Regions from separate parts of the Homo sapiens genome. Here region 1 is linked to region 2. A link is a loop called in an ENCODE intact Hi-C map of the cell type or tissue named here. Cell type or tissue: A673. All regions are shown on one strand.

Region 1 (2,500 bases), 280 kb before region 2:
ATCAGTCTCAAAGTCAGGAATCAAACACATCTCCTTTCTCCAAACCCTGGATTCTTTCTATTATGCCCTTCATAGTCTCTGAAAACAATAAAATTAAAATAATGATACAAGGTCTCTGTTTGAGAAAGGAATTCCCCTCTGAAGTTAAACACAAACTCATTGCCAGGAAAACATGTGGGAGGCGGACAGATAAAACTGTTTTGCCCATTGTCAATGTCCCACCAGACATCACTTTTGAAACAGAGCATGTTCTTCGTGTGCCCCCTGCCTTCTCCTCCTCTTTTTCTCCCCTTTCCTGGAAAATCCTTTCTACCCACCTGCCATAAAATACCTTCTGCAGTACCAGGGATGCACAGCACACGTGATAGACTAGGATTATTCCTCACATCCAAAACTCGTGTCTCCTCACTTTCCGTTTCTCTTTTTCTTGGCCTCTTTAAAGTTTTACTTGGGACTGAGTTCCTAATTACTGAAAAGAAATTCACACTGAAATTGTACTCACTTGCAGAGTAGCCCAGCATATTTTTTGTAGGACACATATGACTTGCTGGGGATGTGGACTTCAACCTCATAAGTGGGGTGTCAGATGCCTGCCCCAGACCCACCAGAAATTAAATGGGTGGTGGGCCCTCACCTAGCACCAGGAACCATGCTAAGAACTGTACAGACAGATGATCAGCAGTGATTCTCAATAGCGACCATGATTGGAACAGGGGAAAGACAGACAATCAAAAAGTCTTCATCGTTTGTCTCTACAGCAACTTTCTTTAAACAGGCAAAAATCCATTCCTTTCTCAATTATGTGTACGTAGAAACCGACATCGGTAACAGCAAAGTGAGAAACATGACTAAATAAAGCCAGGGCTATACTCACAGCCCCTCAATAAATATTTGTTGGGAAAATATAAAGCTCATTGCTCTCGTGACTATGCTGTTCCCGCTAGGTCATGCCACTTCATTATTCTTTGAAACCGAGGAGCAAAACCAAGCAGAAGGTTATGACTATTAAATATTTAGATCAATCTGATCAAAAAGGTACCCTATGAATTGCATGAACTGTCCTGAGAAATTACCTTAACATATTAGCTGTAAATCTGCGGCAGCTAGCATGTCAGTCAGACCAGAGATACGTATCTAGCGTAAAGAGGTTATCATTTTTTAGATTAACCAAATGCAACAAAGAAGCCTTTACAACCGGGATGCTCTATAATGCACCGTCAGTGGGGAAAGGATCTATTGCACCTGAAATTCTGAAAATAAGGCAGACTTCTCAGAAGTGGATTCTCTTTCATAACCAGTAAATATTTTTCATACTATCAACCCACTAAAGCAAGCAGCTATTGTATATTGTGTCTCTACACTGGATTGCAAATTAAACTCCCACTGGGGGCTCTAAAGAGAAATCCAGCCCTTTATCCTCTAAGCCACTCAGCAGCTCTCCTTAAGCAAGTTAATAAAGACCTTCCTGACTATCTGCATCTCATTATTGCCACATAATACAATATCCTGGGGTTTTCTTCCTTTTGTGAAGAAATGCTTAGAAGCAACATGGTGCATGGAATATTGTCCTAAAGAGAGACTGGGCAGGTGCCATGCTCTTTCTCTCCTGAAGAGTATTGGAAGAGAAAAACCTATTTCCCAATTACCTACCAGTGTTTAGGCTCCTTATGCCTGACTTCAGTCATTTTTATGATTAATCCCCAGATTAGCCTACAAAATTTCACGCCATCGAGAGTGAGCTATATTCAATATCACTTCACCCAGTGCTTCATTCCATGAATCAACACAGCCGTCCACCATGTACTCTGTGCAGAGCTTCTCAGGCCTTTACTGACTCCATCCTGGTTTCTCCTTGAAATCTTCAGTTTTCATACTTAGACCCTGTACATGGGCAATTAGTGGCCATTTGCAAATTTAATAACACATGTTAATTATGACAATAAACAATATGATTCATTTCTCTCCTCCACGCAAATGACTAAGTTCTAAACTATGCAGAGCCCAAACAAGGTCAGACATGAACTAGATCCGAGACTTGCACTGATTTACAGCAGAACACTGACTGCGAGAGACACCTGAGAATTTGTGCATTACCTGAAGTCCTAAAAGCCCAAAAAGAGCTTCTTCATACTGAAAACTCTGGCTCAAAATCAAACATAACCCTTCAAAAGAAATCTCCATTTTTAAGCAGGAAGAAGTGATATATGCACAATTGGTACATGAGGGTGTGTCCCTGAAAAATATGTATGTTTTGGATTTTGGCTTTATTATTTTCCTTTTATGTGAAAAGCTGGATAAACTGGGAAGAAGTAAGTGAAAATGAGAAGACTTAGGCAAAGCAATGAGTGAAAACTTTCACCATACAGGCCTTTCCATGTCACTAAAAAGCAAACCAAAGCTCACAGCTATGAAGTTACTTGCTGAGGCCACATCCGTTTGGTGACGTTACATTCCCTTAACTTCAGCTCTCAGGCGAGATGACGTGCTGGAGGGGGTCAGA
Region 2 (2,500 bases):
TATTTATTGTTGAGTAATAAAAATGTGTAGAAAAAGGATTTGATGGTAAATAGTCTTATTAAACCTAGGAGCCATGCACACAGCTACGATGGAGCATTGGGCCAAATAATGCCCATTGAGCTGTAATTCTGTCAAGAAGGGACACATAAACACCCCTGATGGAATTAGAGGCTTATACTGGATGGTAAATGTACCTTCTTGTTTATAAATATAATGTCAGATTAAACTGTGGTGGTAGCCATCGTGTCATTACTTCTCAGAAGCAAAACCATGTATGGAATCCTTTAGTTTTTCTTAAGAAAGCTGAAAATGAGACTCTACACATGGGTAAGGTGAAGGGGGCACACTGCTGACTGGAATGAACATGGCAGGAAAATTCTCTTTAAGGAAAATATATAAACAATACAAAATGGTGGGCATTAAAAAAGATTAGCTCTGACATGGGGTGGGGATTTTTTTTCTTTGTCATTGTTCAAAGCTGAATAGCAATAAGATTGCAAACTGCAGCACTTCATAATAGAATTAAACCTCCTTGTATAATGAGGTTCATTATAAATGACATGCATAATTCCAATTCTATTCTGTGTTGATTCCATCTTTTGTTGCTGAGACAGACTGCTTTAATGGGCAAAGGAACCAGGCCACACTTAAAACACACTTAATATTTTGCAGGAGTGTTTTGTTTCCTTTCTTGTTTCAGTAAGTCAGGGTATGCTTTACACAAAAATATCCATTTGGATGTAGCGTTCTTATGTAATAAAGTGTACACCATTCAGGAGAGTATTTTAAAAATCTTCAGTGATGAAATAGTGTATGTAAAGATGTATTTCCTGAGTCAATTTCATCTGCTATTAACCAAAAAAGGCAAACAACATAGGAAAATTGTTTGATTAGTGTGGATTTTCAAGGCTGTATACTTATTACTGCCAGCCCACCACCTCCACCCTCACTACTCAAATCTTTGGAGAAAATCAAATGCAGTAAGACACGATGGAATATCTGAGGAGAAAATAAAGGAAACAGAACTATACAGGATAAATAAAAACAAAGACAGTGCAGGTAAAAGATACACGTAGTCAACTTAACAATGGATTTTAAAACTCCACTGAGTTAAACATGGGACAATGACAAGGTGAACCCACTGCTAGAATGTCCACCACCTCACTCAGCCCCTGCCCCTTCCTTCCTTCCTTCCTTCCTTCCCTCCCTCCCTCCCTCCTCCTTCCTTCCTTCCTTCCTTCCTTCCTTCCTTCCTTCCTTCCTTCCTTGCTTCCTTCCTTCCTTCCTTCCTTCCTTCCTTCCTTCCTTCCCCCCACATCATGGCTTTCCCACAAGGCCCTGGAGAGCGCAGAGAAACACATTTCCAGGGATCTGGTCTCTAGGACACTGCACACCTGGGGAGTCTGCAACCTGATGTCAGCTATTTTATCTGTCCGCTCTGTTCTCTTCTTGCTGTTTGATTACAGAGAAGTGAAGAAATAAGTGCCCATGCTTGAGAAGTTCTCTTCCAAGTGTGGTATCTTGGGCTAAGCTTATCTACTCTAAGAGAATTTCAAATTTGCACATGATTTCCCCACACACTCACCCCAATCCAAGCACAAGCCAGAGAACACTGTGGTTTGCATGGTTCTTTCTGGCACCATTATTCAAATCATTTTGAAGTTTCTTGAATTTCAATAGGAGGCAAAGGCCACCAAATGTCTTAGGTCCAGAATATATTCCATCCTTGCTGCAATAACAATAGATGATTTCATAAACATTCACGTGAATGTGATATACCACATCCAGTCAGGACCAATGAAGAGAATCATGGATTCCATGGAGAAATCAACACATTCCTTTGGCCCTAGGTTCTGTATCATTTCCCTCTATTTACCCATAATAAGGGTTTAAATGTACATCACAGAAAATGAGTTCTACCTGGGATTTCTTCCTTCTCTGTTAAATGTACAATGGTGCTTCAGAGAAGTCTGCAGTTTACAAGTAGTTTCCTGAAAGGGTTGACATCAAACACTGAGAAAAGTCCCAAGAGAAAGTTGCTATGGTGGAGTGAAGGAAGAGATGCTGGGTCACAAGTGCAGCACATTTGTGTGGGCAGATGAGAACAACCACAGGAATGAAAAGGAGGCCATAATTAGAATCATATAAATTAGACATAAAAGAAACCTATTAGTTCATCTCAATCATCCCTAAAGGGGCCAGCATAAGGCCGTTCCCTGCAAAGCATTTTCAATACTTTGTCTATATCATTTTTAACAGGCTTATGAGATGATGTGCTTTCATTATCTGGGTGGAACGGGGCTGTAATTCTTTTAAATAATAAGGAATCTTTAATCTTAGCAGTGAACATTTTAACAAGGAGTTAATGTTTGCAAGACATGTACGGAAAGCAGGGTTGTCCACGTGTTTATGTTTTCAAGTACACATGAAACGTCCCTCAACACAGTCATTTCACAAATATTACCCAACGGCACTCTCAGGTACATGTGAATATTTGCTC

Evidence for each region. Peaks named below come from ENCODE experiments on the same cell type or tissue, not always from the same donor. Only the 100,000 strongest peaks of a DNase experiment are listed, where the experiment ranks them.
Region 1: a loop joins it to region 2, with 8 times the contacts of the local background. A loop is called at or near these places in 5 of 110 quality-filtered maps.

The regions. Positions count from the first base shown.
Region 1 is chr13:109,149,451-109,151,950 of GRCh38, forward strand. All of the region lies in intron 32 of MYO16 (myosin XVI), which reads left to right. It overlaps LOC105370356 (a long non-coding RNA gene), which reads right to left. Exons shown (of 5, transcript XR_931717.3): 2 at 318-2,500. Among named protein-coding and RNA genes, the nearest start is that of MYO16-AS1, 17 kb to the right of the region's middle. In A673, no CTCF peak of the experiment used is centred here; a DNase peak (open chromatin) is centred at 1,441; H3K27ac peaks cover 2,500 bases.
Region 2 is chr13:109,425,222-109,427,721 of GRCh38, forward strand. No RefSeq gene overlaps it. Among named protein-coding and RNA genes, the nearest start is that of LINC00399, 26 kb to the left of the region's middle. In A673, no CTCF peak of the experiment used is centred here; DNase peaks (open chromatin) are centred at 700, 1,400 and 2,250; H3K27ac peaks cover 1,187 bases.